Linked DNA regions of Homo sapiens: region 2 is linked to region 1. The links are chromatin loops, found by intact Hi-C in ENCODE. Cell type or tissue: heart right ventricle. All regions are shown on one strand. Each heading gives the region's core, and the rest is flanking DNA. Links, peaks and the distances in the headings are about the cores only. Region 1 has its middle 6.6 kb from the start of TRIM26. Region 2 has its middle 52 kb from the start of RPP21.

Region 1 (7,034 bases), core at 1,712-4,211:
AGGGTATGGTATAATTATTTGCATTTGAAATAAATATCTTAAATGGAGCAAGAAGATTTAGTAGGTATATTCCTTGAGCAGCTCTGGTTTAACCTCAGGAGGAACTAAAGGCCGCTGTCTAAAAATGAGTTTGTATATGACAGGGTACAGGAAATGCCACCCCAAAATATGGCACCTTGGAAATTGAGAAAATAGCAGAAACAGGAAGGTTTCTCTGACCTCTTGCTCCTTTCTGCCCTGAAGCAGGCCATAGAAACTAGAGTTCCCCTCGCCCCTTCTTCCCTGAAGCAGGCCACAAAATCTAGGAAGGTCACTCTCTGACCTGCTCCCTCCTTCTCCCTCCTTCATCTGAGGCCCCTTATATAACAGGCATCCTCTCCTATGCCCTGAGGGAGGGACTGCCACACAGGTATGCCAAGAAGAAACTGAATAGACAGGCCTTTCCAACTTCTCAGTTTATCACCGTTAGCTCATACACTTTTGTCCTTGCAATCATACATCTGCCTGACTGTCTATACAACTACACAAATGTCCCCATTTCTTTGGGTTTTCGTTTCTGAAAGTTCCCATGTCATGTAAAACTTGGATAAAATAAATGTGCATGCTTTTCTCTTGTTAGTCTGTTTTTTGTTATTGAAGTCTCAGCATAAACCTTGTGATGGGTAAGGAAAATATATTAGTTTTTTTCCCCTAAGTTTAGTATAAACATATTGAGCTAAATCATACCATTCAGAATCTCAGGATTTTAAGAATACTAGAGTGCTTGGAAAGAGGCCTCCAAACAAAAAACAAACAAACAAACAAACAAAAACTTGAAAACATGAAACTCCCATTGGTAAAGATGCAAAGAATCTGTTTGAATCTTTTGTGTGAAGGATACCTTGGTATTAGGGCCAGAATGAATAAATGAATATCTGTAAAGGAAAAGGTAAAAGTTACATCAATGAAACAATTTTAAGCCAACATTTCTGTTTTCTGGTAGAGGCATAAGCTAATAAATAATTTTGTGCTACTAAAATCTGCCTGCTTTTGTGCTAAGAACTGGCTGCAGGATAAAAAATAACAGGTTTAACTGTCCTTTTTAAAAGGAAAAAAAGGCATTTTGAATGCTAATAGCATTAACTACTGGGTTTTGAACAGAAAGCGTAGGCTGAACCAATCTCTTATATGACTTGGGATGTCATTTAAAATACTTTGTATTCCAAATTTGGTGACTTTTAAATGTCTATTAGCTCAAAAGTTAGTGAAAATATATTGTATAATATATAATGACAAATTCAACTTAAAAAAAATTTTTTTTTTTTTTTTGAAACAGGGTCTCACTCTGTCACCCAGGCTAGAGTGCAATGGTGCAATCATGGCTCACTACAGCCTCGACCTCCTGAGCTAATGCAATTCTCCCACCTCAGCCTCCTGAGTAGCTGGGACAGATGTGTGCCACCATGCCCGGCTAATTTTTGTATTTTTTGTACAGACAAGGTCTGGCCATGTTGCCCAGGCTGGTCTCAAACTTCTGGACCCAAGCAATCCTCCTGCCTTGGCCTCCCAAAGTGCTGGGATTACAGGCTTGATACAACGCGCCCGGCCGACACTGTAGCATTTTCTAATAGGCCTACGTAAAAATTATCTAATTCTCTAGGGTAGTTTAACTTTGATTTAGTATTTTAGGGTATTTAGAGTACTCCTTAGGGGTAGACATTAACTTGTAGAAAAGTGATATCAATGGAAATGATTCTTGGTCAATAGCAATGTCAATGAATTTTGTTCAGTGGAGGTATAGAAGATGTATGTCCAGTGTATGTATATTCAATCTTCCAAATTCTCTTTGAACTAGTTCTTTTTTTACTAGTCTCTTGTTAGTACATCTTTGATACATGCTCACTTTTTCTTTGTATAGGATACTGTCATTGACTTTTAAAAATTATATTTTGGCAATACATTGCATTTTATTATTATGTCTCTTAATCTTATTATAACAATCTACCCTTCCCTTATTTTCATTCCATTAATTTGCTGGAGAAGCCAGTTCATTTATCCCATAGAATGTTCCCAGTACTGGATTTGGTTGATTGCTTCCTCATGGTATCAATTAACTTGTTCCTCTATTTCCTGTGTATCTTAGATAAGATTCATAAGATAATAAAGGATGCTATGTAGTCATCTCTCATTCTAAGCAATCAAACATTTTCAATATCTTTCACCATATGTCCCTAACCCAGATACTACTAGTCCGTCTCTCTCTGCTATAGAGGTAAGCATCACTCTGCATTTCTGTGATAATCATTCCTTAGCTTTTATTTTTATTTACTTAAAAGGCTTTATCAGATTTGGGGTTTTTGTTTGTTTGTTTTTGAGATGGAGTCTCGCTGTCATCCAGGCTGGAGTGCAGTGGTGCAATCTCGGGTCACTGCAACCTCTGCCTCCTGGGTTCAAGTGATTCTCCTGCCTCAGTCTCCTGAGTAGCTAAGATTACAGGTGCCCGCCGCTATGCCAGGCTAATTTTTGTATTTTTAGTAGAAACGGGGTTTCACAATGTTGGACCAGGCTGGTCTCAAACTCCTGACCTCAGGTGACTCGCCTGTTTCGGCCTCCCAAAGTGCTGGGATTGCAGGCGTAAGCCACCACTCCCGGCTGGGTTCAATTTTTTAAGGAGAATACTTCAAAAGCAGTGCTGTGTACCTATGGTATCACATTTAGAGGTATATGATCTCATCCCACTATTAGTGATGGTAGATTTGATGGAAGATTCAGGTATTGTCAGCCTGATCCCTCCATTCCCCAGTTTGTGAGTTATGGATTTACTGCCTCTCAGCTCCAAAAATGATCCTGAATCTTTTAATTATGTTTTCTTTGCCATCTGGCCCTGAAGCTTTGTCAGTAGAGGGCACTGGAGAGTCATTGCAGGGAAAAACGATTTTGCTTCCTGGTTCTGGTGTGCTGTTTGCCAGGTTCCTGCAGTGAGTGCATGGTTTAGCAGCACCTGCTCCTGCAGCACCCAAAACTTACCTAGTGTCCAGTTACTTCAGTCACAGTCAGCAACACCCAGCAGTGAGCAGCTTCCTTAGGCACCCCTCCTGAAGGGGTTTTATACTGGAGTGTCTCTGGTATGAACAGCTTTTGCCTGCACCCTAGAGAGTGGGTTTCCAGCAAGTTCTGCCATAGCAGAACCACCTTGATGTCTCTACTCTCCCTGAGAAGGCTAGATCCCATCCTCTCTTGTTTTCTCAAAAATGGACTAACCATCTATAAATATCTACTCTCCTGCTTCAGCAAATTTTTTTTACCGTTTCACTGAATTATTCTCATGAGCATACAAACATGTTATAATATATCGCTTTAAAAACCAAAACAAGACAAACTCCTTGATACCATAAGTTTTTTTGTTTTTGTTTTTGTTTTGTAGAGTTTTGCTCTTGTTACCCAGGCTGGAAAGCAATGGCACGATCTCAGCTCACTGCAACCTCCGCCTCTGGGTTTCAAGTGATTCTCCTGCTTCAGCCTCCCCAGTAGCTGGGATTGCAGGCGCCCCCCACCACCACTCCCGGCTAATTTTGTATTTTTAGTAGAGACGGGGTTTCACCATGTTGGCCAGGCTGGTCTTGAACTCCTGTCCTCAGGTGATCCACCACCCCCCTCCCCGCCCCACCCCGGCCTCCCAAAGTGCTGGGATTACAGGCGTGAGCCACTGCGCCTGGCCAGTAACATAAGTTTTTAAAAGGTTTTTGCTTCAGGTACTCTCCTATTTTCCTGCTCCACATTTACAGCAAAATTAGAAAATATTGTCTGTACCTGCCCTCTGTTTCCTTTTCTCTCCTTCTTTAATCAAAAACTGTGAAATATATATTCAAAAGTGTACATATAATCCATATACACATTTTAAAGTATTGATGAGATAATAAAGGATGTTATGTAATCATCGGTCACTCTAAGCAATCGAATATTTCCAATATCTTTTATTACGTGCTCCTAACCAATAGATCACTCTCCCTCTCTCTTTGCTAGAGCTGCATTTTTTTGTGATAATCATTCCCTAGCTTTTATTTTTATTTTTATTTTTTGAGACAGAATCTCGCTCTGTCACCCAGGCTGGAGTGCAGTGGCGCAATCTCGGCTCACTGCAACCTCCGCCTCCTGGGTTCAAGCGATTCTCCTGCCTCAGCCTCCTGAGTAGCTGGGACTACAGGCACGTGCCACCACTCCCAGCAAATTTTTTTGTATTTTTAGTAGAGACAGGGTTTCACCGTGTTAGCCAGGATGGTCTCAATCTCCTGACTTCGTGATCCGCCCCATCAGCCTCCCAAAGTGCTGGGATTACAGGCGTGAGCCACCGCACCCAGCTTTTATTTTTATTTTTAAGAGATTAGGTTTCAGTCAGTCATCCAGGCTGGAGTGCAGTGGCACAATTATAGCTCACTGCAGCATGTGAACTCCCGAGCCCAAGGGATCTTCCCACCTCAGCTACAGGCTCATACCACCACACCTAGTGAGCTTTTCTTTTCGTTTGGTTTCACTTCTTTTTCTTTCCTTTTTTCTTTTTTTTTTTTTTTTTTTTGAGACAGAATTCCGCTCTTGTCACCCAGGCTGGAGTGCAATGGCGTGATCTCTGCTCACTGTAGCCTCCGTCTTCCAGGTTCAAACAATTCTCCTGCCTCAGCCTCCCAAGGTAGCTGGGATTACAGGTGCCCGCCACCACGCCCAGCTAATATTTTTGTATTTTTAGTTGAGACGGGGTTTCACCATGTTGGCCAGGCTAGTCTTGAACTCCTGACCTCAGGTGATCCACTTACCTCAGCCTCCCAAAGTGCTGGTATTACAGGTGTGAGCCACCGCGCCCGGTCCCAGTGAACTTTTCTTCTTATTATTATTTTTGTAGAGATGGTGTCTAGCTATGTCGCCCAGGCTTGTCTCAAACTCCTGGCCTCAAGCAATCCTACTGCCTCAACCTCCCATAGTTCTAGGATTAAAGACAAGCCACCACACCGGCCATCCTAGCTTTTCTTTTTATTTATTTATTTATTTATTTATTTTTTATTTTTTAGTGTTTATTGATCATTCTTGGGTGTTTCTCGGAAAGGGGGATGTGGCAGGGTCATAGGATAATAGTGGAGAGAAGGTCAGCAGATAAACACGTGAACAAAGGTCTCTGGCTTTCCTAGGCAGAGGTCCCTGCAGCCTTCCACAGTGTTTGTGTCCCTGGGTACTTGAGATTAGGGAGTGGTGATGACTCTTAACGAGCATGCTGCCTTCAAGCATCTGTTTAACAGCACATCTTGCACCGACCTTAATCCATTTAACCCTGAGTGGACACAGCACATGTTTCAGAGAGCGCAGGGCCGGGGGTAAGGTTATAGATTAACAGCATCCCAAGGCAGAAGAATTTTTCTCAGTACAGAACAAAATGGAGTCTCCTGTGTCTACTTCTTTCTACACAGACATAGTAACAATCTGATCTCTCTTTCTTTTCCCCACATTTCCCCCTTTTCTTTTCCACAAAACTGCCATTGTCATCATGGCCCATTCTCGATGGTCGCTGTCTCTTCGGAGCTGTTGGGTACACCTCCCAGACGGGGCAGCCGGGCAGAGGCGCTCCTCACTTCCCAGACGGGGCGGGTGGGCAGAGGTGCTCCTCACATCCCAGACGATGGGCGGCCAGGCAGAGATGCTCCTCACTTCCCAGACGGGGCAGCTGCCAGGCAGAGGCGCTCCTCACTTCTCAGATGGGGCGGCTGGGCAGAGGCGCTCCTCAGTTCCCAGACGGAGTGGCGGCCGGGCAGAGGCGCTCCTCACATCCCAGACGGGGCGGCCGGGCAGAGGAGCTCCCCACTTCCTAGATGGGGTGGCAGCCAGGCAGAGGCTGTAATCTTAGCACTTTCGGAGGCCAAGGCAGGCGGCTGGGAGGTGGAGGTTGTAGCGAGCTGAGATCATGCCACTGCACTCCAGCCTGGGCAACATTGAGCACTGAGTGAGCGAGACTCCGTCTGCAATCCCAGCACCTCGGGAGGCCAAGGCGGGCAGATCACTCGAGGTCAAGAGCTGGAGACCAGCCCGGTCAACACGGCGAAACTCCGTCTCCACCAAAAATACAAAAACCAGTCAGGCATTGCAGCGCATGCCTGCAATCCCAGGCACTCGGCAGGTCAAGGCAGGAGAATCACGGGAGCCCAAGGCAGGGAGGTTGCAGCAAGCTGAGATCATGGCAGTACAGTCCAGCCTCTGCAACAGAGGGAGATCCAAGGGAAAGGGGGAGAGGGAGAGGGAGAGGCCAAGGCCTAGCTTTTCTTTATACTTCCTTGATACATGTATGTATCCCTAAACAGGATATTGTCTAGTTTTGCCTATTTTTAAACTTTGTATACGTGGAATTGTAATGTATGTGTTCTTCTGTGACTTGTCTTTATTTCTGAGATTCACCATCTTGATGCATATAGCTTTGGCTTGTTCATTTTCACTGCTGTGTGGTATTCCAAATTTGAAAGTCCCATGTTTTTTTCTTCTCCATTTTACTATTCTTAGAACTTGGTTTGTCTTCATAGTTTTGCTGTTATGACCAATGATGCTATGAACATTCTCATACATGTACCCTGGCACATACCTGCAAGACTTTTTAGAATATGTAACTAGTAATGAAATTTCTGAGTCTTAGAATGTGGTTGCAGTATATATAGTGTTACTTTGTGAGGGGAGACTATTTCCCAGGGGTTGTATAATCTACATTCCCTTTAGTGGCAGATGAAATTCCCATTAAACCACATCTGCAACTTCACTTGGAATTGTCAGACTTTTGACTTTTTGCCATTTTGATGTGTGTGAAATGTTATCGCATTTGGTTTTAATGTGCATTTTCCTAATTATTAATGAAGCTGAGCATTTTTCTTTTCTTTCTTTTTTCCTTTTTTTTTTTTTGGCCAGTTGTATTTCTCTTTCTGTATAGTGTCTTTTATGTTTTTTATACTTTCTTCTATTGGCTATTTTTAGTTTTCTTTTGGATTTGTTACCAAAATGCCAAGGGTTTGGTCTAGGTTGCTCACTGCACA
Region 2 (7,034 bases), core at 2,361-4,860, 180 kb after region 1:
TCCAGTGATCAGGAGATCTGCTAAGCACTTGAGGATATAATGAAGAGCAAGAGTAAAATCTTGGAGATGGGGAGTTTTCAATATTGTAAGGAAGATAAATATTTAGCAAAAATTGCCCCAAGATTGTGAAATTGCTAATGAGCGTAAGGGAAAAGTTTGTGATATCATGAAAGCAGGTTACAAGGAGACCTAATGGGTCCCTACCACTATTACCAATTATGTGTGAAAGATGTAAGAAAACAGCAGTTATGAGATTTGAACAAATTTATAAACAATTTCATGCAGAGAACTAGAAAGAGCTCTGGAATTTTAAAATATGATCATTGAAATAAAGAGTTTAAAAAATGAACTGAAATGAAAGTTGTGTGCTGCAAGGTAGTACAAAATAAAAACGTGATGCCAAGCATGATAGAACTTTAAGAATATTATACTATCAATTAAGGAATTCCAGCAGTCTCATAATATAAGTTCCAATAACCATAGAAAGTAATTAAAAGTAATTCAAGAAAATGTTTTGAAGGCTACTGACAAAAATGTATAGTGTGAATGGCTGCAACAAAGTTCTCAATACAGGAGATGGAAACAGACCCACACCAAGACTCATGACAACAAAATTTCAGAGAGTGAAAGACAGAGCAAGACCAATGGACAAAGGAATGGCAGGAGGTCTGGTCGTGTGTGTGCATTTCCTCCTTCCCGTCTGTCATTGTCCTTCCTCACCAGGCCTGCAGATCACCTGTGATGACTTGGCCTCTTGCCATCCCTAGCTGGGCAAACTCCATCATGGTGACACACGGGATGGCAGAAGTGCAAGGCCTCGTTTCTGCTGGATGAGCCTTCTGGAGACTGTCTCAGGGTTTTCTGAGAACTTCTTTAAAACCTGGTCTACGGGCATGCATTACCCCAGTTATTTTTTCCCTAAGTGAAAAATCAACCAGAGGAGATGATTTATTTTAATAGCCTTATTGCAGGAGAGGAAGGTGAAAAGTGTTTCTATTCATTGGCCCATTAGTTACAATGGGCAGAGGCCACTGAGCGAGCAGCGGGTGGTGGCAGTGATGACCACACGTTCTCACGGCAGCGCAACACTTTTGAGACAAGTTCCCACCTCTCCATTAAACATGTCTTCTCCACGTGCAGAAAATGTGGTCTCGTAGCTTCCCTTCTCAGTGCTGGATTGCTGGCATTTCATTTTCCTTATCAGAGACATGAATATCTTTGTTCTTCTTGGATTTCTAAGACTTCAGGTTTTCTTCAGGGAGAAGCTGCTTAGGGAGGCTCCTGCGTGGACCGAGTCCTTCCTGAGGGTTTGCTTGGTGCCCTAACTGTGGCTGACTGCCTCCCGCGGGGTCCCAACTTTATACCCAGAGGTAAGGACAGATGCTTCCAGCTCCATCTTATAACTTCCACATGAAATTTGAGGTCAGGAACTTCTCTTAACTCGTCTTAAAGGGCCTCATACTTACATTCTTGACTCGGAAAATAATTAAGTGTGCGTTTGAACATGTTTCCTCCGCAATTTACTCTCTGGAGGGGAATACATTGAAAACCCAGTTTATTTTCAGATACTGAGTGGGATTGAAAAGCTGAATTGTCTGTTTTCCTGCAGGGCACACAGAGGAACTGGCTGTCCCACACCACTCTGACATTTCCAGAGAAGCACCGTCCTCTTCCAGTAGGACATGAGTAAGACCAGTGAGGAGCCAACATGCAGCCCCTGGGCATCTCTGGGGTTGAAGGAAAGATATATATGTCCTTCTGATGTGTGGAGCCCTGAGGGCAGTGTTCAAGACCCTGCATTTTCCGAAGTACTTGTTTACTGAGCAAGTGTTTCTGCTTGTTGCATTATGTCAGGGGATATGGAAGCCACTTTTCATCCAGCCAAACACAGATGCAAATGAGATGTTCTGGGAGAAAGCAGAAAAAGCCCTTTTCACAGAGTTCCTTATTTTACTATTCTATTACACTTGTCTGAGGTTACAATCACATCCTTTTTTAACAATCTCTAAATGAGAAAATCATCAAAAGGGTATGTAGTGAGTGACAGACACAGGATAAATGCTGTAAGTCAGTGTTTGATGAAAGATACTGGTGTTCCAGGATGTCAGAGTCTCCTGGGTGCCAGTAGGGAGGTGGTCAGGGACTTTATCCAAGAAGCAGAAAGAAGAGCTTCAGGGACATGAGGATGTCTCATAGCCAAGGACAGGACAGTAAAGGGCCCCGTGTGAGTGCATCACAGAGGTCTGTTACTGTTCAGACCCCAAAGCTCAGCACCCAGTGTGGCATGTGGCAAGACCTCAGCAAACACATCAGTTGGCTGGATGAAGGAGGGCAGGTGTGAGCCGACAAGGAAAATCTTGTGATTTTTGTTGGGAAATGAATGTAAAAGTGTTGATGTACCTCCCTTGTAAGGAGATAGAAAGGTAGAGAGCAGACAGATGCATGCATGGATGAATGCATGGATGGATGGATGGTTGGATGGACGGATGGATGTTCATTTTCTGTGTGTGTTTCTATCTCTGTTCTGCCTTTCTGTTTTGTCTCTGGCTCTGTCTGTATCTGCCATTGTCCCTTCACAACCATGCCTTCACTATTATCAGTAACATCTTTTACCTGGTCTTATAGGATCTTGCCTGTGTTGTATTAGTGGTCAAGGACAGAAAAAAGAAAGAAGTCTGTGGAAAACAAAATAAAGGAAACAGATGCTTCTGACATGCGGCAGTGGAAGGATGTGTGGACCTGAGGCCCCCAGGGAGACAGGGGCTGCGCCTCACTGCAAAGTCGATCCTGCTGAACACAGAGGGGAAACGCGCTCAGACAGCCCTGCCCGTGCTGATCAGAAGGGAGGGTTGCGCCTCCAGATCCTTCTCCCTGTGTTTCTTCAGGGCCCAGCCCTGAGAGTTCCAGGGTCCCATTTTCTTAGTTAGGACCTTAAGACCCTATCAGAGTCCAGCCCCAGGAAGCCTGCAGTCATAGCACTGGGCTAGACCAAGTTGCTGCTATGAAAAGGGATTTGAAAATTCCCAGAGGAGCCTTTCAGCCTCTTTCCATGGCTCTTTATGCCCTTTCAAAGGCACAGCCAGAGACATCAGAAATGAAATTGTATATAATTATATGGACTTTTCGACAATCATTGAAATTTCTGTAAGTGCCAGTTATATTTTGGCAACCCCATCAAAGCCAGGTGTGCCCAGGGCAGTCAGCTCAGGCCCTGGCCTCTCATTCAGGTTGGATTCTATAAGAACCGCATTCGCGGTGAGAATTCTAGAGCCAGATCTTGCTGCTCCACAATTGCCTCACGTTGCAAGACAAGCAAATCTAGCCTGAGTCTGTGGATTCCAGGGCTGCTTAGGAGGAACCTGCATTCCCGCGTGGATGACCTCAGGCTCCGCCCCTTCTGCCCCACTCAGCCCTCACCCAGTGCCTGAGAGCGCTCAATCAGAATGCGAGAGCAGCGCGGCGGCGCCCCCGTGTGGCCACAGGGACGAGGACAGAGGACCGGACCCCGCTCCCCTTTCTCACCAACCAGGACCTCCGAGGCTCTCCCTCTGCTCCCAGCACCTGGACAGGGCTCTGCACTCAAGGAGCCTCCGGGTCTCAAGTCAGGCTCTGAGTCCATTCAGCTTCCCAAAATCCATGTTGACAATGACATTTCCTCTCACCACTGAGTGACTGGACTTTTGCCTCAGAGCAGAGAGAGGCCTCCAGGGCAAAACAGTGGGATCAGATGTGGGGATGACACACCCCCAAATCCTTGCTGCCACAGGACCCAGTCCCTCAGCCTCCAGATGGGGCCTTGGCCTCCCGTCCCCTCCTTTGTTCCTGCTGCTAGAGGCTGCTCATCCCAGGAATCAGCCTGTTAGCCTCCAACCCTGGGGTCCAGGGACAGCAGCTCCTAGTGCCTCGGTCCAGGAAGAAGGGAACCTCCAGAGAGCAGAAGAGAGAAGAAATGGACCATAAGAGAAGGGGGCAAGGGGGGAGAAAGAGAGTGAAAGGAGCCAGGGAGGAGAGAAAAATGGAAAACATCCTGTTAGGAATGTGTGTGTTTGTGTTGATGTGTGTGCGTGCAGGTGTGTGTAGAGTGGGAGAGAGTTTCTAGGGTTCTGAGGAGAAGAGAGCTGCTATACAGGTGCTAAGGGGCCCAGCCCTGGGAATTTCAGGGTCCCGCTTTCTGAGCTAGGATCTTAAGGCCCTATCAGAGTCCACCCCCAGGAAGCCTGCAGTCATAGCACTGGGCTAGCTGGACGGCTGCCTCTTCTTTGCCTTTGACAGCAGGAGCTGCCATGCCAGGCCCAGGGGCCCTGGGGTCATGGGCAGAGAGCAGGTCCCTCTGCTGGCAGCCAAGGAGATGTTGTTCTTGGAGGGTCAAAGACTCACTTAGCTGGGAGTCTGAAGGTGGTCATGGGTTACAAAGGGGTTACAAAGAGCTCAGCGGTGAGCCTGGCCCAAGCTTCTGACCCCTTTCTTTGGATCTCAAGGGCTGACCATGGATTCTCAATGGATCTCAAGAATTCGCCCATTTACCTCTTGCCCCAGACCCTCCCCACTTCGATACCCTGGGACCCAGGCATCTGCCTCTTTCCTTCTCCTCCGGCCTCCCAAGCACCTCCAGGCCCTGCTCTCTGCCAACCTGAACTCCAGGACCCTGCAGCCCCACCCCAAAATTGCTTGATAATACAGTGATTCTATTTTCAGTGTTTTGAAAACTCTGTATACTGTTTTTTACAGTTGCTGTACTAGTTTTACACACTGTGTGTAAGAGTGCCCTTTTCTCCACATCCTCACAAACATCTATTTGTTTGTTTGTTTTTTTTTGTCTTTTTAGTTGTACCCATTCTATCTGGGGGTAAGATGATATCTCATTGTGGTTTTGATTTGCATTTCCCTGATGATAAGTGATGTTGAGCATTTTTCATGTACCTGCTGGCCATTTGTATGTCTTCTTTTGAGAAATGTCTATTCATGTCGTTTGTCCACTTTTTAATAGAATTTTTTGGTTTTTTTAGCTCTTGAGTTCCTTACATATTCTGGATATTAGTCCCTTGTCAGATAAATTGTTTGAAAATATTTTCTCCCATTCAACAGGTTGTCTGTCTACTCTTTTGATGGTTTTCTTTGCTGCGCAGAAGCGTTTTAGTTTATTATAGTCCCATTTGTCTATTTTGTTTGGGTTGTCTGTGCTTCTGAAGTCTTAGCCATAAAATCGTTACCCAGACCAATGTCCTAGAATGTTTCTCATATGTTTGCTTCCAGTTGTTTTATAGTTTTGGGTCTTACGTCTAAGTATTTAATCCATCTTGAGTTGATATTTATATAGGGTGAGATATAGGGATCTAATTCCATTCTTCTGCATGTGGATATCCAATTTCCCCAGCACCATTTATTGAAGAGGGTGTCCTTTCCCCAAATGTATGTTCTTGGCACCTTTGTCAAGAATCAGTTGGCTGTAAATATATGGATTTATTTCCAGATTCTCTATTATGCTGCATTGATTGACATGTGTTTGTAGAGACGAGGTCTCAGTATGTTTCCCAGGCTGGTCTAGAACCTCTGGGCTCAAGTGGTTCACCCTCCTTGGCCTCCCAAAGTGCTGGGATTACAGGAGTGAGCCACAGTACCTGGCCTTTGTGCTGTGTTTTGATTCATCGTTATCTCCTAAGCCCTTTCCCAGCATTGATATTTTACTAAACACCCTATGATTAAATTATATCTCTACACCTTGAGATAAACAAAAAATTATATAAGCGGTAAAGACAAATATGAAAAAATAAAACTACTACCAATGTTATTAGGAGGATAACCTTAAAACATTTGAGCAAGAAAATTTTTCTTTTTTTCTTTTTTCTTTTTTTTTAGCTGTACCTGCTGGAATGGAAAATATTTCTTAAATGAGACAAATATATGAAAGTGAAAATGCTTAAACTTCAAAGGACTTACATTACATATATAGTCATTCTTTCTTAATGATAAGATAGGTTCTGAGAAATGTGTCCTTAGGTGATTTGGTCTTACGTGAACATCATAAAGTGTCCATACACAAAGCTAGATGATATAGCCTACTGCACACCTACGCTATATCATAAAGCCTATTGCTCCTAGGCTACAAACTTGGATAGCACATTACTATACTGAGTACTGTAGGCAATTGTAACACAATGGTAGGTATTTGTGGATCTAAACATATGTAAACAGAAAAAGTACAGTAAAAATATGGTAAAAAGATTTTTACAATGGCACACCTATATAGGTTACTCATCATGAATGGAGCTTACAGGACTGGAAGTTGCTCTGGGTGAGTCAGCAAGTGAGTGGTGAGTGAACTGAAGGCCTAGGCCATTACTGTGCACTACTGTAGATTTTATAAATGCTGTACACTTAGGTTACACTAAATTGATTTTAAAAATAATTTTCTTTCTTTAATAATAAATTAACCTTAGCTTAATGTAACTTTTTTAACTTTATAAACTTTAATTTTTAAAACTTTTCAGCTTTTGTAATAGCACTTAGCTTAAAAGACCAACATGTTACAAAGCTGTACAAAAATATTGTTCCTTATATTTTCATTCTAGAAACTTATTTCTATTTAATTTTTTTTTTACTTTTAAATCTTTTCTGTTAAAAAAAAAAGACATAAATTAGCCTAGGCTGACACAGGGTTAGGATCAACAATATCACTATCTTTAGCCTTTACATCTTGTCCCACTGGAAGATTTTCAGGTGTAATAACATGCATGGAGCTGCCATCTCCTATGATAACAATGCCTTCTTCTGGAATACCTCCTAAAGGACCTGGCCGAGGCTGTTTCAAGTTTTTTTAATAATTAGAAGGAGCACACTCTAAAATAACAATAAAAAGTATAGTAAATATGTAAACCAGTAACATAGTCATTTATTATCATTATCAAGGATTATGTATTGTACATAACTGTATGTGCTAGACTTTTATAGGATTGACAGTGCAGTAGGTTTGTTTACACCAGCATCACCACAAACATATCATTAATGCATTGTACTATGATGTACAGTGTCACCTA

What was found. Peaks named below come from ENCODE experiments on the same cell type or tissue, not always from the same donor. Only the 100,000 strongest peaks of a DNase experiment are listed, where the experiment ranks them.
Region 2: it touches region 1 in a loop (11-fold over the local background); 68 of 110 quality-filtered maps call a loop at or near these places.

Annotation. Positions count from the first base shown.
Region 1 is chr6:30,216,463-30,223,496 of GRCh38, forward strand. No RefSeq gene overlaps it. Among named protein-coding and RNA genes, the nearest start is that of TRIM26, 6.6 kb to the left of the region's middle. In heart right ventricle, for the core only: CTCF peaks have their summits at 2,879 (motif pointing right) and 3,082; a DNase peak (open chromatin) is centred at 2,946.
Region 2 is chr6:30,393,589-30,400,622 of GRCh38, forward strand. No RefSeq gene overlaps it. Among named protein-coding and RNA genes, the nearest start is that of RPP21, 52 kb to the left of the region's middle. RefSeq lists a silencer at 2,263-2,459. In heart right ventricle, for the core only: CTCF peaks have their summits at 3,474 (motif pointing left) and 3,680; a DNase peak (open chromatin) is centred at 3,463; H3K27me3 peaks cover 1,326 bases.